Regions from separate parts of the Homo sapiens genome. Here region 2 is linked to region 1. The links are chromatin loops, found by intact Hi-C in ENCODE. Cell type or tissue: mammary epithelial cell. All regions are shown on one strand. Each heading gives the region's core, and the rest is flanking DNA. Links, peaks and the distances in the headings are about the cores only.

What was found. Hi-C counts contacts between places; a loop is a spot of excess contacts. Peaks named below come from ENCODE experiments on the same cell type or tissue, not always from the same donor. Only the 100,000 strongest peaks of a DNase experiment are listed, where the experiment ranks them.
Region 2: a loop joins it to region 1, with 4 times the contacts of the local background. A loop is called at or near these places in 17 of 110 quality-filtered maps.

Annotation. Positions count from the first base shown.
Region 1 is chr7:104,975,755-104,987,799 of GRCh38, forward strand. LINC01004 (long intergenic non-protein coding RNA 1004) reads right to left here. Exons shown (of 1, transcript NR_039981.2): 1 at 5,993-12,045. Among named protein-coding and RNA genes, the nearest start is that of LINC01004, 9.4 kb to the right of the region's middle. RefSeq lists enhancers at 7,771-7,860, 8,161-8,460, 11,252-11,753, 11,754-12,045. In mammary epithelial cell, for the core only: CTCF peaks have their summits at 5,655 (motif pointing right) and 8,451; DNase peaks (open chromatin) are centred at 8,337 and 8,467; H3K4me3 peaks cover 1,746 bases; H3K27ac peaks cover 6,150 bases.
Region 2 is chr7:105,433,379-105,445,423 of GRCh38, forward strand. No RefSeq gene overlaps it. Among named protein-coding and RNA genes, the nearest start is that of SRPK2, 50 kb to the left of the region's middle. In mammary epithelial cell, for the core only: a CTCF peak has its summit at 6,458 (motif pointing left); a DNase peak (open chromatin) is centred at 5,913; H3K4me3 peaks cover 204 bases; H3K27ac peaks cover 1,912 bases.

The DNA of each region.
Region 1 (12,045 bases), core at 1,499-9,498:
CACAGGGTCAGTTGGTCAGTGAAGAGGTAGAAGTGAAATCCAATTCTCCCAATTTCTATTTTCTTTCAATTGTATGACAGGTTAGGTTTAAAGTCCTCTCCCCACCTGACATACACAATAGTACTGGCCATTTATCATCACGATGGTGGTGATTGACATTATATAATGTAAATCGGCACCATGAGATTGTATGTTATATATGTCTACATTTGTTTCAGGAAAGTCTATCAGGAAAGACATCAAAATCCTACCATTATTATCACTGGGTATAGAGTCTCATGATGTTAATTCTTAAGTTCTTACTGATTTGTATTTTGTTTTCCCCTCAAGAATAAACATGTACTACCTGTGCTACCCAAAAAAATAGAGGGTGCAAAACAGCCTCTAGTTTTTTTTTTTCTTTTTTTGAGACAGGGTCTTGCTGTGTCACCCAGGCTGGAGTGCAGTGGCACAATCTCAGCTCACTGCAACCTCCGCCTCCCAGGTTAAAGCAATTCTCCTGAGTAGCTGGGATTACAGGTGCCCACCACCACGTCCAGCTAGTTTTTGTGTTTTTAGTAGAGACGGGTGTGGGCCACCGCACCTGGACAAGCCTCTAGTTTTCAACATGTTCTTTACATAGGGAATTAAATAGGCTTTTCGCCCAGCAGTTTGAATATTAATCAGGTATGTTTGGAGGGGTAAGCCACAGGAAGGGAATCCTGGCAGAAAGTGCTAGTTTATCTTCCAATCTGTACTTTTCTTCTTATATAATGGAATTTTTAGCTGAATACAGAGTCATCCAGTTTCCAAGCCTCCCTTGCAGCCAGATATGGTCATAGATGGGAGTAAAAGTGATGTATGCAACATCCAGATTCTTTTTTTTTTTTTTTTTTGAGACATGGTCTCACTTTGTCACCCAGGCTGGAGTGCGGTGACAAGAACATGGCTCACTGCAGCCTCAGTCTCCTAGGCTCAAGCAATTCTACTGCCTTAGCCCCCCATGTAGCTGGGACTACAGGCGCACACCACCACACCTGGGTTATTTTTGTAGAGACAGGGTTTCACCCTGTTGCCCAGGCTGGTCTCAAACTCCTGAACTCAAGCGATCTGCCCACCTCAGCCTCCCAAAGTGCTGGGATTATAGGCATGAACCACCGTGCCTGGCCCAGATTGTTATCCTTAAAAGTGAGGACAGTGTCTTCATTTTCTCCCTTTCTGCTGGAACACAGATGTGAGGGTGGGAGCTGGAGCAGCTATCTTAAACAGTGAAATAGAAGCCATGTATTGAGGGTGGCAGCACCAAGAGAAGGAAAGCAGGCCCCTGACATTACTGAACTGCTACTCAATTTTGGCATCTGTTTGTTACAGTTGTCCAACCCCTATCCTAAGTAATACCAGATCTAAACATTTAGCACAACAGTGCTCTGACTTCCTCATCTGAAAACAAATGTGTTCTTTGGAAAGAATGTACAATTGCATTAGCCAAGCTTTCTTTTGTTTATGGGCACAAGGACCCAATTCTACCTCAGTGATGAAGAATGAGTCCTTAATCCAGGGCATGTTATATAATATGGATGGTAAGGAAACTGCAGAAATTCACTTGGTATTTTCAGCAGATCATGAATGCTTGGGCACTTGGTTTCTGGCTCTTTCTGCCCGATTCTAACCACCCCCTCCTCCTACAGACACAATTCAGAATTTGTGCATGTGGTGCAGAGTTTTGTGTAGGAGGGCTGCCTAAATGAGCCTTCTTGCCATCTGGCTTCTTGGGCAGTGTGGAGAACTCAAGGCCACATCTGCCACTTAGTGCAAATTCAAATGTATTGAGAGTTATAATGGCTCACGTATTAACACACAGAATAAGTTGACTGAAGATAAACCGTAGAGCAGAAACTTCTTTTTTTAAAAGCAGCTTTAAACAACATTTATTATCTCACAATTTCTTTGGGTCAGGAATCTCGGGTACAGCTTAGCTAGGTGCCTTTAATTTAGGTTCTCTCACAAGGCTGTAATCAAGGTGTTGGGCTTCCACCTTTTCATCTGAAGGCTCTCCTGGAGGCAAATTTACTTCCATACCCATTCATGTGGCTATGGGAAGGTCTCAGGTCTTCTAGCAAGCAGTAACTTTTTTTTTCTTTCTTTTTTTAAAGGCAGGGTCTTGCTCTGGGCCTGGAGTGCAGTGGCACAATCTTGGTTCACTGCAACCTCTGCCTCCTGGGATCAAGCAGTCCTCCTGCCTCAGCCTCCCCAGTAGCTGGGACTATAGGTGCCTGTCACTATGCCTGGCTTCTTTGTATTTTTTGTAGAGATGGGATTATAGGTGTTAGCCCCTGTGCCTGGCCAGCAGCAACTTCTTAATAGAAATTTTGAACTTTCTGGATTCTTAGGAACACAAAATATACTTACCTTTTGAGTTGAGGTTGGTCACTGCCAGAGGTTTCAGCCAGTGATTCTGGTCTGTGACCTTCTTGGGTTATGCTGAGCGTCCTTTATACTATATAGACAGAATGTCACAATTTATACCGGAGTTGGTCTCAAGCCCTCTTAACCCAAGTACTTAGCAGCTCTCCTCTATTCATGAAAGTTTGCAACCCATCAAGACTACTTAAAGATTAAAATAATACCTGATTGAATCCTGGATTATATTTCAAAGTTTTGTCTGAGAATTCCCTCACAACTTCTGAGGTCATTCTCTGATACCATGGTCAAGGTACGTGATATTACTTCTTTTTCCCATTTTTCAAATGAAGAATCTGAAAAATTACACAGCAGCATCAGGATTTTTTTTTTTTTCCTAAACTACTTGATAATGTGAGTCTAAGGATTTAAACGTTCCTGTCTGAAGCCAAAGCCTATTTTGTTTCCAGGCCTCAGTAAACAGAGTTGGTCCAGAGGCTGGAAAAGTCATTTGACAGCATTCCAGCCCTGTCAGCATCTTCACTGAGTAGCTTTGTTATTTGCTATAAACAGTTGTAAATTTCCAGAACTGCAGGCACACCCATATTAAAGTGTTCATTACTAAAATGCCTCATAATGCCAAATGCAAATCAACAAGTGAATTAAAGTCCCAGTGGAATTCTGTCCCTGGATCCCCTCCACTAGCACAGATAATTGAGAACTGACAAAATTTAACTTTTCTTAAATAATATTTAGTCAGATATCTCAAATCTGACCCCTTCTATCATTTAATGGAACTTCTCAATTGTGGAGGAAGAATGGTTGATGCTATGCTTTAAGCTGCTTTTAAAATGTGAAACCTATTTTGTTAACGGAGAAACGACACTTTTTTAAAAATAACAGGACTTCTCTAGGCCCCCAAGTTTTGCTGAAACTCAGGGAACACATATGGACAACTCTCTAGTTGTTGTTCTTCCTATAAATCCCAGAAACCATAGCTTCTGATTTAATGCCCCACCGGAACTGCAGACCTTAAAAAACAAAAATCCCACTGGGATGAAAGAGGCTCATTTGTTTTGAAGTTGTGGCCCTTCCACCCCCTGGGTGGCTCCTCCCCCATGTCTGTGTCTGTGGCTTTGATTTATAATCTTCCACCCCCACAAGCCTTGGCATTTACTGGGATCCTACAAAGAGGTTAAGGTGTAAAGCAGGAAGAAGCTTTTAAGGACAAGAGGGAGTTGGGGGTAGGGGCTGGGGTATGAAAAGAGAGTTAAGGAGAGGAAAAGCAATTATAAGAGACCACATGCGTAGCATAAATGAATGAGCACACGGGCAGGGAAGGCCCTGGCTGATTGAAGAACTGCTGAATGTGGTTTTGCCCGCCAAGGCAGTGCCTGTGGTTCTGTGATACAGCTTCCAGTGGGAGAGCTCCTTGCCCAATGCACTGTAATGAGGATAGCCAGTATGTGAACCCCCCTCCTGCTTTGTCAAGGTTTTTTATATGCTTGCACAGCTAGCTCTGTGTTCCCAGCTGTAAGGCCTGGGATTTGCAGTTTATCCCCTGGGGGGTAAATAATAGGAGCTGCAATCTTCTGCCAGAAAAGAACTTGCTTCACCAGCTTGGACACTCAGTTGATGATGAACGCAAAAGATTTTCTGGAAAATAAAATGAGATACCCCATGGGCCAACCTTTGAAAACTGTGAGGTGCCAAGTAAATGTGAGTCATCGCAGTTCTAATAATTATCAGGGCTAGGTAGGTGGGTTTTCTTGAAAAGGATGAAGCCTCAGAACTTATGGCTTAGTGCCTAAAGGGAGCTTCATGATTTTCCTTGCAGGAATTTCTGGAGACAGACAACTCAAAATTTTCCCTTTGGAGTTTCTGATGCAGTGTTGAATCCACAGATTCTAGAGGCAGACTTGGGTTGGAAGTCTGGCTCTGCCATTTATCTGTGTGAACTAGGGCAATTCTCCCCTCTGGAAAATGGGAATACTCTATTACTGGATGTGGTTGTGAAAGAAGTAGTGGATGTAAAATGCTTAGCATAATGTATAAGCATTAATAGAGGCACAATGCATGGTTACCTGTATCATGTACCTTTCATGAGAAAATTGGTCTGGTTTAGCACTGAGGCAATGGAAGGGAAGGAGAGACAACACTGTGACATGTCTAATATAAAGCACACAAGAAAAATAAGCAATGGGGACATTTATTATATACAGGCCCAACCAAAGATTCCAGGGACTCAGGGTGAGAAGCACCCAATGCTTTCCTCAAGCAACTGGGTTCTTGGAGAGCCCAAGAAGTACTGGTATTAAGTACCAAAGTCTATGTCTGTCAGTGCAGGAAAAGAACTATAGATGGTCATGTAGACTATGTGGAGAGAAGGTATCTCTTGGAATGTGTCTGAGGAAGTAAATTTTAGCTGTATAGCCTATGCAATGCTGAAAATGGGTGAGAATGGATGACGGCAGGATTCTAGAACCTACTATTGTCGTTGTCAGTAATGAGTCACAAAAGTCACATAGCGAACATATGAAACACACAGTATAATTATGCTGCTCATTTGCACACGGGTAACACAAATCTTGTCCACAGCCTGTTCCGAAGCTACAATCCAAAAAATGGCATTTGGCTTCTGCCTCAAATAACAGAAAGTTGAATCCAAATACAAATTTTTATACTAATTATTATTTTCTGTCATTCTTCATCTTGTTTGCTAACCATTTAGCTTGAATATTAACACAAATATTTGTTGACAGTGTGCAATTATATGCACTGTGAAGGATGCAAAGGAATTTAACATGTTCCCAGACTTCAGAATTGGCATCAATTGACTCAAAAGGGAACCAAAGATGAGTATCAAACCCAGGCCTTCATTCTTTATTTTTTGGTTCCTCTTTAACATTTTCCACTTTCCTACTAGCAGATTCTGACATCTGAGTCAAGATTACTTGTCTTTAATCATGTTAGTACTGACTCGATCTATTTATATGTTAGAGTAGCTAGCACTAATCGAGCTTCTACTATGTGCCAGGCATTCATGTCACAAGCATAGACCATTCAGTTAGTTCTCAGGACCCTATCTAGTATTTATTATCGTCCTCATTTTACAAATGAGAAAATTGAAGCCTAGAGATTAAAGAACTACTGTGAGGTCACAGCCTAATGTCTCATGGCTAGGAAACATGTAGGTGCAAAGAGGGGAGGTGGACTGAGATTTACATTTTTTCTAGCTGTTTGGAGTATTATCAGTTATAAGATAATGCACTAGAGGGCGCTAAATACACAAGCTTTAGCTGTTTCCATAATGCAGTTCCCACAGTAGTGAAAGATATATAATTGGTAATGGATGCAAGCCAAAAAGGCCCTCCCCAAAAAAGATGCAATTTATGATAACTGAGAAGCTGTATTTCTGTCCCCTCAATTAAGAAAAACCCTCATTTTATATTGAGCAATATTTATATTTTGTCTCTAATTTGATATTGATTGCTATTCAAAGTTCCTTTCAGTTAGAAGTTTAATTTTTCCTTGTTCTGCCTGCTGAATGACAAAGGGAAAGGGTAGAGTAACCTGGATGAAAATAAATTTTTAAAAATTGCACTGAGATACATTGCATCTTTTAAATTTTATTTAGCAAAGTTAAACATACATATATTTTAAAAGAGAAAAAGAGGAACTCACCCAACCCTCATATCCAAGAGCTTAAAATCACAGGAACTCAAGACCCATCCTCAACTTCAAATGCCAGTCATTATTTTAGAGGTAACTCAGATTTCTAAGTAATGCTTCTGTTTCTCGATTTATCAAATAGACATTATTTATTTTGTTTTCCTACATGAGAATTGAGTAGTTAACAGAATACCCATCTCTTATCAGTAACAAAGATTTACAAAATAACTTTTGTTTTTCATAATTACAAAAGCAATACATTATTATTGAAGAACATGTTTTAAAAAAAGACAAAAAGTAACAAAACTCTCCATTATCCCAACAGGCAGAGGAAGTTATTACCATTTTAATGCATATCCTTAACACATACATGTAAAAGATACATATACACATAAAAATATAAATGTTTAACAGAAATTACTTTGTACACAATATTTGATTAAACTATGATCTGTCTTCTTTCATTTTCGTTTTATTGTAGTAAAATTTACATAAAATGCATAAATCTTAAATCTATACATTTTTACATTACATAGAAATGTGTAATTATATACTCCATGCTCCCTCCCAATCAGTGCTGCCTCAAAACGAACTGCTCTTCTAATTTTAGAGCTTAACTCTTCTCGTCTCTATCACCACAGATTAGTTGTATTTTTAAGCTTCATGTAAAATTTTCCATGTCAACTTTGAAAACATGACAGTTAAAAGTTCTAAGGAATCTCCAGTTCTCCAACTGGTGTGGGAATCAGATAACTTGACTCCAGTGTGAATTGTGGTTACTGATGGTATCACTGAGTCTGTTATGGGCCACCCAGTCTTAAGGGCCAAGAATTTATGGCCCTGCAGGGATTGCAGAAAGAAACCAAACCGAAGTTCATAACTCAGCCTAAAAGGAGAAAGTTCTATTACTCAGTATCTCAAGACTAAGTGGATCATAAATGGTGTCACAAGTTTGCAGTTTTTTTTTCCTGTGGAAGATAATAATCTTTTGTATGTTTAATTCGTTATCATTGCCTTATAAATTATCACAAGCAGCACAGATAACTACTGGAGTCATCAGTGCAACTTAAAACAACAAAACTAGCATTTCTCACTTGCTGTTTTTCAGACACCTCCCATCATCTGCACCTGGTCCCCAAACCAGCTGTCCATGAGCAATGACAAAGAACTAAAGCGGGGATGGGGGAGAGGGGGTGTAGGGCCCAAGAGCTGGGGAGCATTATGGCTTGCTGTCAGCTGGCAGTCTAAGATGTACTTGGGAAGATGTTTCATACCCATTTTCCCTGTGAAATTAAAAATGTGATGCTACCAAACCTTTGCTTGTCCACCACCCTTAAAAGAATACTCATTCAGTACAAAGCCCTGCAAAAAGGAGTGAGCCAATTTGAATAAAAGCGGAAACTTCGTAGGAATTAGGAGCCTGAAAGGCTGCGTGAGAGATCGCAAACATATTGAGGCGTTCTTGAAACACCTGCTCTCTGATTACAGGTGGGAAAAGGCCATTCCTATGCCTTCTCCCATGGGCACGGCGAATCAAAGGCACTTTCCATATTTAATACGACTAATACGTCATTGGGCAAAGAGATACTCAATACATCCCCATAGCTTTTCCTTACTTTTACTTAACCTTTATGTCGGACGCTTTATGCCTAGTACTGTTCTAAGCGCTTTGCATGCATCATCTCATCAACCTAATATTTAATAAGAGGCTCGGATAGATTAACTTTTAAAATCTGGATACAGCTGGTTAAGGTGGCAGAAGAGTTGGAATTCAAATAAAAGCCAGTCCTATAGCAGGGCCATTATTGCTCCTGCCTCCCCTAGCTTGATCACGAAAAATGAGTAGTTCTTTCCTCTGGGCACACAGGACAATGAACAGGCGGGCTGCTGCCAGAATTTACCGAAGATGGCCGCTGTGCTGGGCTCGGAGTGAGCTGACGGTGTCTCAGCGAGAAAAGTCGGGAGCGGCAGCAGACTGCTTTTTTGGAGGGCAAGAGGGGAGAAAAGGGTTCAACGGAAAACGGGGGTAACATAAGAGCCCGAATAAGGGAAAAGGAAACCCCTGACTCCCCTAGCCACAGAAAGCGCTGGGCGGAAATGAACCGGCCTAGGACGCGCCCTGCGTGGAGGCAGGCCCGCGCGGCGGAAGTGCGTTTCTGGGGCTCCTCCTGAAGAATGCGGAGGAGGAACTGAGCTGGCGCGCGGGCCAGCTGTCCTCTCTTCTGATCCCGAAGACAGGATCGGATTATGGGTTGTTACCGGCTTGTGCGGCCCTGGGGGTTGCCGGTTCCTGGAGACGAGCTGCACCCCTGCAGTTTACTGGGCTCTTCTGTGACCCGCTTTCCGACCCCGCCTGGGGTATTCAGACCGGGGCAGACAAGGCCCTTCTGCCCCTCCTAGCGGCCGCCTCTCCTAGGCTGGAGGGCGGCGCCCCATATGACACAGAAGGCGGCTAGGGATACGCCCTGTACCATGCCGGCCAGTCTGGATTGCCCTAACGCCAGGCCCCGACTCGCTCTGGCCAGCGGGCATGCGGCGAGTTTGCCCCCGCAGCGCAGCCGCCCACAACTCGGTCTTCCAGAGGAGCGAACGTTCGGACTGCTTGGTAGTTTACTAGGGCAAAGTACCACCCCACCCCGAGCGAGCAAGCGGACCTCAGGAAAGGGGCTCCTTCTGTGTAAAGTGATCGGCAGGCCTTGCAGTGGATCTTCGGTGTCCATAGTTATATACCAATCACTATTTTGTCTACATCATTTGGACTGTGCAGAATGAGATGCCAATAATATATCACATACAGTAAAAGGGCTATTTTCACAAAAGGTCAAAACTGGGATATATAACCTCTTTCTTTTGATTAGTCAGACTGACTTCAAAGGGGGCTTAGGGTTGCTTATTAAAGAAAAATGCCTCCCCGTGGGTTTTCATTTGAGCCACTTATAAGTGGGCTAGTTTCTCCAACACCAATTGAGCTGGAAACTAGAGTAATTAGAACACAACATATTCCCGACCTGAACAGGATACTGAAATAAGTTAAAAGCCTCATTACTTACCAGCCTTCTCTCAGAACCCTAACACCCCTTGCAAGGGATTTCTAACTAGGAGTCGGTAGATAAAATTTAGAATGTGTGAGCATTATGTAATACACATGTAAAACATTCTGAGATGGGATCCACGGGCTTTTGGGGGCTGTCAAAAGGCCCACGGCACAAAAATAGTTAATCTGTATACTTGAGGGAAGAGAGAACCATCACTGGAAGTATTAAGCTCTAAGCTCATTCAGGCTTATTTTCTGGGAACTTGTAAACAAAATGAAGTTTATGGTCCTAGCCAGACTACTCCAGATACCATACTGAGACGTTACCCTTTCCTATTTTCCACTCTCTACTGGCGATCAGATGGTTGGTTCTTAGTTGTAAATACTTTGGTTTCATAAAACCATCATTAGAAAATGGAGACTTTTCATCAATCACGTCTTAATCTATACTTTGGGGGTGTTTAAAAGACATATTCCTTATGTACAAATAACCTGGTTTTTCCATTTCTCAAAAGATTCTCCTTTCCAGCTATGACCAGGGTTCACAGGATACTAATGTAATTTAATAGCCCATCAACAGTCATTTGAGAGTACCATGTTTGTTTATACTGAACCCACCATGCAGATAATTAACTACTTAGAAATTTTGATGACTGCTAATCCTTTTCTCATTTTTAACTCATTGGCCAAGTGAATTCTCCCTGGCCCAAATTCTCCAACCTGCAACAATTAAACATCTTCATATATTCATATATATATAGTTACCTTTAATCATGTAATTCAACAGGAATAGAGAGGACGGGGACTATGAAATCTCAGCTGTGATGCAATTATGTCTGCAGCTCAAAATAGATGTTCTTTTCTCCCTCTCTTTTCCTGCTAGGATTGCACTGTAAATTCATAGCTCTTGAAAAATCATTGCTCAAATATGCCCCCCTCTTTACCACCATTCATGTTATCCCCTATAATATCTGCATTCCTAAAAGGCTTGTTAAAATACAAATCTGCTTCATAAAACATTCCATAAATGAACCTAATATTACACCATTTTAAAAAGGTGGGAACATTGTCTTCACTGCAATTTCAGTATCTCAAAAAAATCTTTTTATTACAGTTACCTTTTCAAAATGTAGCACTGATTTGATGTTGACTTCGTACATTTGTCCAGAATCTACAGTAATTCTGATGCAGGTTGACTCAGTGTCCATATTTTAAGAACCACTAGTTTAATGATGATTCCACTGGTTGGAATCATCTCTTTGGCTGGTCCCAGGATACCCTGAAGGCAGTAGGTTGTGCAGAATCAGATGGAACACACTTATGGAGGCATGAGAGTCACCAAGTGAACCTTTTGTGCAAAAGTGCAAATTTGATTTGGAATTCTCAAAGTCCTATTTATTACAGAAACAAAGGAACCCAGTCAAATGAAATGTGCTGGATAGAAAATTGTGGTCTTTCCATAGAAAAACCTGTTTCACCAGTGCTTTGTTATTCGAATATTTAAGGTATTCATATTTCAAGTTTATTAAACCAGTTTAAATGCTCCTCCACCTACTTATGATTAAAACTTTCAACTCTTTATTACCTTGGTTAATGTTGACTAAGGACCTCCATGTTGAGGGAAAGTGCTGGGGTTAAGCAAATTGAACCTTTGTAGGCCCAGACAGGACCTTAATCAAGATATAAGAGGCCAGGTGTGGTGGCTCACACCCATAATCCCAGTTTTGGGTGGCCGAGGTGGAAGAATCGCTGCAGCCCAGGGATGCTGAGGCTGCAATGAGCCTTGATCATGCCACTGCACTCCAGCCTGAGCAACAAAGCCAGACCCTGTCTTAAAAGAAAAAACAAAGACCCTGAACTGCAGTCACACTTTCCTAAATACCTAGTAAAATTAGCTGGTTAAATCTAGTAAGACGTTCCCCAAAGATTTACGGCAGATGCTGTTTTATATATATTGCTGTGTCCCTCTGTGACAGGAAGTTACAGGGTTCTTTTTACCAGTAGTCCTGTACCCGGGGCCTTGCAAATCAGTGTCATATGGTAGAGAACAGAATCTGATCACATTTCCTACTTCCTAAGCAAGTACCAGAATATACTTACTAAGCTTGTATACTGCCCTCAACTGCTATATATTTTTTTCTTTTTTTTTTTTTTTTGGTGATAGTAGGGTCAAATGCTAAATTGTTCTGCATAAGAAATAAGAATTACAAAGACTGGGCAGCTGAGAAGAAACAATACTGCATACTTAAATTGTTAAGGTAGGTCTTGTGGTTTTTTTTTTTTTTTTTTAAATCACACACCCAAAAAGCTTAGGTGATAACTGCAAAGGATTTTTTTTGGGGGGCGGTGGAGGAGAAAAAAGGGGAGGAGTATTTTTGCAATTTAAACATCCTCTGTAATTTTTCCCGTAAAATCATTCGTAAAATAAACATTACTCATTAGTGCCTTATGAAGTTCTCCTTTTGGGGAATGTGATTAAACATATGGCCTTTATTTTATTTTTTTGAGATGGAGTCTCGCTCTTGCCCAGGCTGGAGTGCAGTGGCGCGATCTTGGCTCACTGCAAGGTCTGCCTCCCGGGTTCAGATCCTTCTCCTGCCTCAGCCTCCCAAAGGAGCTGGAACTACAGGCGCCTGCAACCACGCCCGGCTAATTTTTTTTTTTTGTATTTTTAGTAGAGACAGGGTTTCACCGTGTTAGCCAGGACGGTCTCGATCTCCTGACCTCGCGATCCGCCCGCTTTGGACTCCTGAAGTGTTGGGATTACAGGCATGAGCCACCACGCCTGGCCACGGCCTTTATTTTAAAATTTGGCATAGGAGTCAAAAGCTGCCCAAGGAGGGCAGCTACCTATGGGGTGTGCATACATTCATGACCAATATTTAAGTCCAATATAGCTTTGATAATTGTTCTATAAAATGTTTACACCTCACTGAAGAATCTGTCGTTTTAAAAGAAAA
Region 2 (12,045 bases), core at 1,964-9,963, 460 kb after region 1:
GAATGTTTCTGCCTCAGGACCTTTCCATTTGCTCTTCATGGCTTACTCTTAATTTAGATCTCAGCTCAGACGCCATCTTCCTGAGAAAGTTATCTAAAAAGGCAACTCTTCCTCTCCACCCCATTCATTCCCTTACTGTTTAATTTTCTTTATAGCATTTATCAAGATTTAATATTATATATTCATGATACAATTAATTATAATTTAAAAAAATTCGGCCAGGCATGGTGGCTCATGCCTGCAATCCCAGCACTTTGGCAGACCAAGGCGGGCAGATCACTTGAGGCCAGGAATTCGAGACCAGCCTGGCCAACATGGCCAAATCCCGTCTCTACAAAAAATACAAAAATTACCTGGGTGCAGTGGCTCAGGCCTGTAATCCCAACACTTTGGGAGGCCAAGGCGGGCAGATCACAAGGTCAGGAGTTCGAGACCAGTCTGGCCAACATAGTGAAACCCTGTCTCTACTAAAAATACGAAAAATTAGCTGGGTGTGGTGGTGTGTGCCTGTAATCCCAGTTACCCAGGAGGCTGAAGCAGGAGAATCATATGAACCTGGAAGGCGGAGGTTGCAGTGAGCAGAGATCGCACCATTGTACTCCAGCCAGGGCTATGGTGCGAGACTCCATCTCAAAAAAAAAAAAAAAAGGCTGGGAGCGGTGGCTTATGCCTGTAATCCCAGCACTTTGGGAGCCTGAGGCAGGCGGATCACGAGGTCAGGAGTTTGAGACCAGCCTGGCCAATATGGTGACACTCGTCTCTACTGAAAATACAAAAACTAGCCTGGCGTGGTGGCGCCCCATGCCCGTAGTCCCAGCTACTCGGGAGGCCAAGACAGAAGAATCGCTTGAACCTGGGAGGTAGAGGTTGCAGTGAGCCGAGATCGAGCCACCACACTCCAGCTTGGGCAACAGAGTGAGACTCCGTCTCAAAAAAAAAAAAAAATTAGCTGGGCATGGTGTCCCTCACCTGTAGTCCCAGCTACTTGGGAGGCTGAGGCAGGAGAATTGCTTGAACCCGGGAGGCAGAGGTTGCAGTGAACCAAGATCGTGCCACTGCACTCCAGCCTGGGCGACTGTGCCTGGGCGACTGAGAAAGACTCCACCACACACACAAAAAAACCCACACCAAAAATAATAATAATAATAATAATAATAATAAATATATATATTTTTGAGATGGAGTCGTGCTCTGTCGCCCAGGCTGGAGTGCAGTGGCATGATCTCAGCTCACTGCGAGCTATGTCTCCCCGTTTCACGCTCCTGCCTCAGCCTCCCAAGTAGCTGGGACTACGGGTGCCCACCACCATGCCCGGCTAATTTTTTTGTATTTTTAGTAGAGACAGGGTTTCAACATGTTAGCCAGGATGGTCTTGATCTCCTGACCTCGTGATCTGCCCACCTCGGCCTCCCAAAGTGCTGGGATTACAGGCATGAGCCACCGCGCCTGGCCCAATAATAATAATTTTTTTAAATTGGTCTTCATCACACATTCCTGGCACAGCACTCCTAAAACCTATAAAATTTCCTTGGTGGGCCAGGTGCAGTGGCTCACGTCTGTAATCCCAGCACTTTGGGAGGCCAAGGCGTGTGAATCATGAGGTCAGGAGATCGAGACCATCCTGGCTAACACTTTGAAACCCCGTCTCTATTAAAAATATAAACAAAAAAAAATGAGCCGGGCGTGGTGGTGGGCGCCTGTAGTCCCAGCTACTTGGGAGGCTGAGGCAGGAGAATGGCATGAACCCGGGAGTCAGAGCTTGCAGTGAGCCGAGATAGTGCCACTGCACTCCAGCCTGGGCGACAGAGCGAGACTCAGTCTCAAAAAAAAAAAAAAAAAAAGAATTTCCTTAGTGAAAAGAGGTAAAAAGAGTGTCTTTGGTAATTCATAAGAAGCCCCTTTCAACTACACCTGAATTTAAGTGAATGAAGTGACTTTGGACAGCCCCTAAATAATCCCAGGATGTGGGCTGGCTGCCAGGGGAACCAGTTATGTGACTTAAAGGCTGAAACTTTCAGCACGCCCCACCCCATGCCCAAAGGAGAGGAGCCAATGATTTAATCAATCATGCTCCATGAAACCCCAAAAGTATTGAATTCTGAAAGCTTCTGAGCTGGTGAACATATTGAGGTGCTGGGAAGGTGTTCTGCCCGGAGGGGCCATGGAACACCTTCCCCTCGAGTCTTGCCCTATGCATTTCTATAGTCAGCTGTTTCTGAGCTGCACCTTTTATAATAAACTGGTAAATGTAAGTAAAGTGTTTCCCTGAGTTCTGCAAGCCATTCTAGCAAATTGTCAAACCCATGGATGTCATAGGAAGCTGTGATGTGTAGCAAGTTGGTCAGAAGTGTGGGAGGTCTGGACTTGCCATTAGCATCTGAAATCGGGGCAGTTTTGTGAGACTGAACTCTTTAATTTGTGGGTTCTGACATTAACTACAGGTGAATAGGCCAGGTGCAGTGGCTCACGCCTGTAATCCCAGCACTTTGGGAGGCCGAGGCGGGTGGATCACGAGGTCAAGAGATTGAGACCATCCTGGCCAACATAGTGAAACCCTGTCTCTACCAAAAATACAAAAATTAGCTGGGTGTGGTCGTGGGCACCTGTAGTCCCACCTACTCAGGAGGCTGAGGTAGGAGAATCACTTAAACCCAGGAGGTGGAGGTTGCAGCGAGCCAAGATTGTGCTACTGCACTCCAGCCTGGCAACAGAGTGAGACTCTGTCTCAAACAACAACAACAACAACAACAACAACAACAACAACAACAACAAAAACTACAGGTGGATAGAGTCAGAATTGCATTACATTGGAGGACAGCCAGCTGGTCAGAGATTGGTCGGTGCAGGAAAAAACCCACACATTTGATGTCAGGAGTGTTGTGTACATTTAGGGAAACAGTGTTTCCCCAGAATATTTAAATGTTATCATAGTTTCCTCACTAGAAAGTAAGTCCATGAGGGAGGTTTTGCTGTGTTCATTGAGTATTCCCATTCCCAAGAACAGTTCCTAGCATGCAATAGGTGCTGAACAAACATTTGTTGAATGAATGAATAAATCCTAAAAGAGGAAAACCAAAGAAATATCATAAAAACTGTGAATATGCAAACATTATTATTATAGAACTAGTGTACTGGAACCAATTAAAATATACATATATAACCCTAGTTTATATTTTTTTGACATCCTGATTCACAAAACCTTAGTTCATGAATAGTTGGCCAATCAAAGGAGAACCTTCCTAATACCAATATCTAACATATTTTTTATTTCCATCATTAATCATATTTTACTGTACTTTAATTACTCTTTTCTTTTTTTTTTTTGAGACAGAATTTCACTCTGTCACCCAGGCTGGAGCGCAGTGCGTGATCTCGGCCCACTGCAACCTCTGCCTCCTGGGTTGAAGTGATTCTCCTGCCTCATCCTCCCGAGTAGCTGGGATTACAGGTGCGTGCCACCACGCCTGGCTAGTTTTTGTATTTTTAGTAGAGATGGCATTGGCCAGGCTGGTCTCAAACTCCTGACCTCAGGTGATCTGCCCATCTCAGCCTCCCAAAGTGCTGGGATTACAGGTGTGAGCGACCGAACCCAGCCTTTTCTTTTTTTTTTTCCCTGAGACAAGGTTGATAGGGTTTGGCTGTGTCCCCACCCAAATCTAATTTTAAATTGTAGTTCCTATAATCCTCACGTGTCGTGGGAGGGAACCGGTAGGAGGTAATTGAATAATGGTTGTGGTTACCCCCATGCTGCAGTTCTCATGACAGCGAGTGAGTTTTCACAAGAGCTGATTTTTTTTTTTTTTTTTGAGACAGATCTAGCTCTGTTGCCCAGGCTGGAGTGCAGTGGCGTGATCTCAGCTCACTGCAACCTCTGCCTCCTGGGTTCAAGCAATTCTCCTGCCTCAGCCTCCCAAGTAGCTGGGATTACAGGCATACGCCACCATGTCCGGCTAATTTTTTTTGTATTTTTAGTAGAGATGAGGTTTCACCATGTTGGTCAGTCTGGTCTCAAACTCCTGACCTCACATGATCCACTCACCTCGGCCTCCCAAAGTGGCGGGACCATAGGTGTGAGCCACCATGCCCGGCTGATCTGATGGTTTTATAAGGGGCTTTTCCCTCTTTTGCTTGGCACTTCTCCTTCCTGCCATCATGTGAAGAAAGACGTGTTTGCTTCCCCTTCTGCCATGACTGTAAGTTTCCTGGGCCTCCCCAGCCATGTGGAACTGTGAGTCAATTAAACTTCTTTCCTCTATCAATTACCCAGTCTTGGGCAGTTCTTTATAGCAGCGTAAGAACAGACTAACACAAGGGTCTGGCTCTGTTACTCAGGCTGGAGGATTGCAGTGGCATGATCTCGGCCCACTGCAGCCTTGACCTCCTGGGCTCAAGGATCCTCCCACCTCAGCCTCCAAAGTAACTGGGACTACAGACATGTGCCACTGTGCCTATGTTGTCCAGGTTGGTCTCAAACTCCTGGGCTCAAGCGATACTCCCGCCTCAGCCTCCCAAAATGTTGGGATTACAGATGTGAACCACTGTGCCCGGCCCTATACTTCAATTTCTAGTTGCTACTCCCATGTCATCTTCCTTTCTGGGATTTGTTTAGATTTTTTTTTTTTTTTCGGAAAATCCCCTCAAAAAATTTCTCATGAAGGATTAGGCTTTTTTGAATATCTTTATGTCTGAAAATATCTTTATTTTATCTTCACATTTGATGGATGCCTTAGTTAAGTATAGCATTTTAGGTCTAACGCTTTTCTCCTCCATCTTTGAAGATGTTTTTCCAATTCCTTCCAGCACTTGGTGATGAGAAATCTGAAAGCAGTCTGAATTTGGATACTTTGCAAGTGACATGGTTTTTCAACTCCCACTACTGAAGACTTTTGGATTTCTGAAATCTCACTAGAATATGTAGATGTTTTTAATTAGCCCTGTTTGATACTTGGTGGGTTATTTTTGCCTGAGTTAGGGGAAATTTTCTTTTGTTATTTATTTTCCCACTCTCTTGTCTCTGTTCTCTCCTTCTTTACCTTAAGATATCTTCCATCTGCTGTCTTTATGATTTATGTTCTGAGAGACTTCCTCTACTGTGTCCTCCCAATTACTTGGTTCACAGCTAATCCCCTTGATCATTTTCCCAATCCTTTACAGTATTTTGGCAATCACTCATTCAGTTATCTGATTAATGTCCTTTCACTGAAGACTTTTTGCACTATGCCATGTATCTTAACACTAATACATGGCATAGCGCATTTGCATTCTGCCATAGTATACCGTATACACTGATTAGGACAATTTGAAATTCTCTTGCTTTCAGAGGTATTGCTATTTCTGATGGGGGTCTGTTATTCAGTTAGTTCATCTTGGTCCTTTATTATTGTTTTTGTTTTGTTTTGTGGTTGTTTTTTTTTTTGAGACAGGTCTCACTTCTGTTGCTCAGGCTGAAGTGCAGTGGTGTGAACACAGCTCACAGCAGCCTGGACTTCCGAGGCTCAGATGATTCTCCCACCTCAGCCACCCGAGTAGCTGGGACCACAGACATGCGCCACCATACTTGCCTAATTTTTTTTTTTTTTTTTTTTGTATTTTTAGTAGAGACAAGGTTTCACCCTGTTGGCCAGGCTGGTCTTGAACTCCTGGGCTCAAGAGCTCCACCTGCCTCAGCCTCCCAAAGTGAGCCACCAGGCCTACCCGGTCCTTTTCCTCCATGCTTCTGTGGCCTTTCCTCCTGTTTAGCGAGCTCTGACATTCACTCATAGGTAGGAACAAAGCCCTCCATTGGTTAGTCTGGGCTGAGGTGGGCGTGTGTGTTTCTGTATCAGTGATCTGTTTTCCGGCAGGCCTCTCCCTGAGGGGAGAGCTGGTAGCTTCCATGTAAGTGGCAGGGCATACTTCACTAAATAAAAGATGTGTGGGTGAGCAGTCTGGGGAACCCCACGATTGCTAAATTCAGGAGGGTTGTATTTCCAATGGAACAGGTTTCGTGTGTTTCTTTCCTAGGCAGAGCTGCCTGTCCTGCTCCCCACCCACGTCTTCTATGGAGTTCTAAAGGCAGCGCAAGCTCTGCTCTCCTTCACCTGGGGATGAAGCACTTCACTGGGTGCCCTCCTTGGGCTGCCTGTCCACTTGCTTTAGAAAACTGTTCATGCGCTTTATCCTGAGGGCAAAACACTCAAAACAGTGCCTAGTGCTTTGCAATGTGCTCAACAAATATTCATTGAATGAATCATGGTGGAAGAGGAGAATAGGAGGGAGCTGATAGTCCCTGTAATTCCAAGCATGCTTCCTTAATGAATTACCCTAAAGATGGCTTCCTGGCACAGCCCTGCTCTTTTTGTTGACCGTGGGTTTGCCAGTTGCCAGGATTTCCTTTATTACATACCATGTGTTGGGCTAAGTGCAACTTCCTCTTCTTTTTCTCCATGGATAGGATTCCACCTGCTGGCTCTTTCCTATAATTCCATAATTCATTGAGACCTTGGGAAGGAAAGAAGATGGAGGCGTGTGTTTAGTCTGCCAACTTTTTCTTTTTGAGATGGAGTCTCGCTCTGTCTCCAGGCTGGAGTGCAGTGGCGTGATCTCAGCTCACTGCAACCTCTGCCTCCTGGGTTCAAGCAATTCTCCTGCCTCAGCCTCCAATATAGCTGGGGTTACAGGAACACACCACTGCGCCCAGCTAATTTTTGCATTTTTAGTAGAGACAGGGTTTCGCCATGCTGGCCAGGCTGGTCTTGAAGTCCTGACCTCTGGTGATCTACCTGCCTTGGCCTCCCAAAGTGCTGAGATTGCAGGTGTGAGCCACCGCGCGTGGCCTAGTCTGCCATCTTGAATCAGAAATATGTCTGAAAGTGTAGCTACCAAAAAAATGAATTTTTTTTTTTTGAGACGGAGTTTCGCTCTTGTTGCCCAGGCTAGAGTGCAATGGTGCGATCTCGGTTCACTGCAACCTCCGCCTCCCGGGTTCCAGTGATTCTCCTGCCTCAGCCTCCCAAGTAGCTGGGTTTACAGGCATGCACCACCACGCCTGGCTAATTTTGCATTTTTAGCAGAGACAGGGTTTCTCCATGTTGGTCAGGCTGGTCTCGAACTCCTGACCTCAGGTGATCCGCCAGCCTTGGTCTCCCAAAGTGCTGGGATTACAGGCATGAGCCACCGCGCCCGGCCCCCAGAAAATGTATTTTAAAACATCTGTTGGCTAGGTGCAGTGGCTCACACCTGTAATCCCAGCACTTTAGGAGCCTGAGGCGGCAGATCACCAGAGATCAGGAGTTCGAGACCAGTCTGGCCAACATGTTGAAACCCTGTCACTGCTAAAAATACAAAAATTAGCTGGGCATGGCTAATTTTTAGCATGGTGGTGGGGGCCTGTACTCCCAGCTACTCGAGAGGCTGAGGCATGAGAATCACTTAAATACGGGAGGCGGAGGTTGCAGTGAGCCAAGATCATGCCACTGCACTCCAACCTGGGAGACTGAGAGAGACTCTGTCTCAAAAACAAAAACAAAAACAAAAACATCTCTTGAACCTTCAAAAGATTTTTTTTATTATATGTTAATATTTTATAGAGGAATTAGAAAAATAATGACATAAGTTAATTGAATACTTGCTCAGGCAATTAATGGGAAATGAGTTAAAGATTTATTTGCCTGTGTTTTAAATAGAATCACAAATTTTCTCTTTTTTTCAAGGACAGGGTCTCACTCTGTTGCCAAGGCTGGAATGCAGTGGCACAATCATAGCTTACTGCAGCCTTACACTCCTGGGCTCAAGTGATCCTCCAGACTCAGCCTCCTGAGTAGGTGAGACTACAGGCATGTGCCACCATGCCTGGCTGACTGGCTTATTTATGTTTTTTTGTATTTATTTGTTTATTTATTAGAGACAGGGTCTTGCCATGTTGCCCAGGCAGGTCTTGAACTCCTGGCCTTACGTGATCCTCCCACCTCGGCCTCTCAAAGTGCTAAGATCACAGGTGTACACCACCATGCCTGTCCTAGAATCACAGATTTTTTTTTTTCTTTTGAGACAGAGTCTCGCTCTGTCACCCAGGCTGGAGTGCAGTGGTGGCAACCATGGCTCACTGCAGCCTCCGCCTCCCAGGTTCCAGTGATTCTCCTGCCTCAGCCTCCCAAGTAGCTGGGATTACAGGCGTGTGCCACCGTGCCCAGCTAATTTTTGTATTTTTAGTGAAGACGGAGTTTCACCATGTTGGCCAGGCTGGTCTCAAACTCCTGACTTCAAGTGATCCTCCTGCCTCGGCCTTCCAAAGTGCTGGGATTACAGGCATGAGCCACCACGCCCGGCCATACAAAATTTTATTTATAGATTCAAAGAGACATCAATATTTATTGAAGAAAATTAGTAATTACGAATAGATGAAATTTCAAGATTACTGAGGAAAAATAGTTTTGTCACTTGAATGTAAACTTCATTTGAAATAAATCTAGATTTTATTTAATTAATTAATTTTTTTTGGAGACGGAGTCTCTCTCTGTCACCCAGGCTGGAGTGCAGTGGTGCAATCTCGGCTCACTGCAACCTTCACCTCTCAGGGTTCAAGCAATTCTCCTGCCTCAGCCTCCCGACTAGCTGGGACTACAGGCGCCCACCACCACACTCAGCTAATTTTTTTGTATTTTGGTAGAGACAGGGCTTTCACCGTGTTGCCCAGGCTGGTCACGATCTCCTGAACTCAGGCAATCTGGCCGTCTCAGCCTCCCAAAGCCAAAGTGCTGGAGTTATAGGTGTGAGCCACCATGCCCAGCCTTTATTTTATTTTATTTTATTTTTATTTTTATTTTTATTTTTTTCGAGACGGAGTCTCGCTTTGTCACCCAGGCTGGAGTGCAGTGGTGTGATCTCGGCTCACTGCAACTTCCACCAATTCTTCTGCCTCAGCCTCCTGAGTAGCTGGGATAACAGGTGCGCACCATACCGTGCTAATTTTCTTACTTTTTTTTTTTTTTTAAATCTTTTTTTGGAGGAAGTCTTGCTCTGTAGCGCAGGCTGGAGTGCAGTGGCGCAATCTCGGCTCACCGCAACCTCCATTTCCTGGGTTCAAGTGAGTCTCCTGCCTCAGCCTCATGAGTAGCTGGGATTACAGGCACGCACCACTGCACCTGGCTAATTTTTTTTTGAATTTCTAGTACAGACGGGGTTTCACAATGTTGGCCAGGTTGGTCTCAAACTTCTGGCCCCAGTGATCCACCTGCCTTGGCCTCCCAAAGTGCTGGGATTATGGGCATGAGCCACTGCACCCACCCTAAATTTAGCTTTTAAAGGAAAAGACAGTATAGAGAATATTAAATGGAAAAAGAAGTTACAGCATAGCATTATACACACATCACACCCATGTAAAAAATGTATACGTGGATTTATACACACACACATACAGATATGTATATATGTGCACACATAGCTCTATAGATATATATACACATATCTATATATGTGTATGTATATATATTAATATATATAGATACAGAAACACATAAACATAGAGAAAAAATTAGAAATCACATCAAACTCTTGACAAGGTATTTTAGGTTTAGGATTACTATAATGGTGACCGAAAAGCATTAGCATTATGACATTTATTCCAATTAGAAGAGACTAATTATATATAATTACATATATATTTGAAAAAAATACATTCCAGTTTCATTTCTGACATGCAAAGAGCTTAGAATTTGTCACTCACGTCCTTTCAGTAAGAAAGCTGAAAAACTGAAAATCAATGACTTTAATAATTTTTCTTGGACCCATGAGAGAGTTGAGGTTGCAGGGCAAAGCATCACCTCAAAATCCAGAGAGACAGGAGAATAAGGAGAATCACAGATGAGGTCAGTTTACCTGGAGCAGTCATACACTGGCAGGAATACTTACATGGTAACTGATGAATGGCTAAAGGCTGGGTGTGGACCAGCATAAGAGTGAGAAACTCCTGCGGTGGCTCACGCCTGTAATCCCAGCACTTTCGGAGGCTGAGGTGGCAGATCACTTGAGGTCAGGAGTTCGAGACCAGCCTGGCCAACATGGTGAAACCCCATCTCTACTAAAAAAATTTTTAAAAATTAGCCAGGCGTGGTGGTGGGCGCCTGTAATCCCAGCTACTCTGGAGGCTGAGGCAGGAGAATCGCTTGAAACTAGGAGGCAGAGGTTGCACTGAGTCGAGATCATGCCACTGTACTCCAGCCTGGGCAACAGAGTGAGACTCCATCTCAAAAAAAAAAAAAAAAAAAAAGAGTGAGAAACTCCTGGGGGTTGGAGTCTTAGTGGGTTTTACTTCTAGGAACCCAACCAGATTCTTACTATAAAGAATCAGGAAGGAACACTTGTTTCTGGTAGTGTAAGAGGAAAATTAACCATTCGAAAATATGTCACAGTATTCTCTATAACAAAGGCCTAGTCAGCAGGGCAAAAACGTTATCAGAGCCTTATCTGACCTGGGGAAGTTACCCAAATTCAGCCCCACTAGCCTTTCTGTCTCACCTAAGGATGAAAAAAGTCACAGTCCAGAGATACAAGCCTGAGCTTTATTTATTTTTTTAATTATTATGATTATTATTATCATTATTATTTTTGAGACAGAGTCTCACTCTGTTGCCAGGCTGGAGTGCAGTGGCGTGATCTTGGCTCACTGCAACCTCTGCCTCCCGGGTTCAAGCGATTCTCCTGCCTCAGCCCCGCTAGTAGCTGGGACTATAGGCGCCTGCCACCATGTCCGGCTAATTTTTGTATTTTTAGTAGAGACGGGGTTTCACCATGTTGGCCAGGATGGTCTCGATCTCTTGACCTCGTGATCTGCCCGCTTCAGCCTCCCAAAGTGCTGGAATTACAGGCGTGAGCCACCGCACCCGGCCATGCCTGAGCTTTAATAATAGAATTATAGAATGATTTGTATTTCCCTTGTGTACCTTACCACCACATCAACATGGCTCCAGTATAATAACGATGAATGACAGCTGAAGGAGCTGTGATTGCCGTATAATAACAATGGATTACAGCTGAAGGAGTTGCAAGGTAACGATTCCATTTAAGGAGTTTTTAGAGAAACACAAAGACAACATGGGAGACAAAAACTAGGACACTAGAATAAATTAACAGCTATAGCAACACCTATAGCAACACCTATAGCAACACCTATAGCAACACCTATAGCAACACCTATAGCAACACCTATAGCCTCCAACACCTATAGCAACAAATTTAAACGCAGTCCAACTCCTAGCCAGATTAACACAAAACCTCTGCTTACTTATCTCAGTTCCTCTTACCTGATAAATAATGCACCTATTTCTACACAAAAATCACATGGCATACTATGTTTTAAGGCAAGAGAAAAAACAAAGCAAGCATCAGACCAGACTCAGCTAGGTGTCACAGATTTTGGAACTGAGAATAACTATGATTAATATGTTAAGGGCTCTCATGGAAAAAGTAGATTACATGCAAGAACAGATGCATAATGTATGCAGAGAGATGGAAACTCTAAGAAGCAATAAAGGGAAGTGCTAGAAATTTAAAAAATAACACCGTAACAGAAATGAGGAATGTCAGTGGACTGGACAAAATCAGTGAGCCTGCAGATATGTTAACTGAAACTTCCACATTGAAATACAAAGAGAAAAAATAATGAAAAAATAAAACAAGAAAACCTGAATGGAATGTCCAAGAACTGTGGGACAATATGAAAAAGTATAACATACATGTTTTGGAAAACCAGAAGAATAGAGAACAGAAGAAATATTTGAATAATGACTACAAATTTTCCCAAAATTAATGACAGACATCAAATCACATCCAGTGTCTTAGTCATTTTTGTGCAGCTATAAAAGAATATCTGAGATTGTTTAATTTATACTGGATATACATTTATTTCTCACAGTTTTAGAGGCTGGGACGTTCAAGATCAAAGAGCTGGCAACTGGCAAGGGCCTTCTTGTTATGTTATCCCATGGCAGAAGGTGGGAGGACAAGAGAGGATGAGAGACAGAGAGAATGCAAGAGAAACCCAGACTCCTCTTTTTATAAGGAATTCAC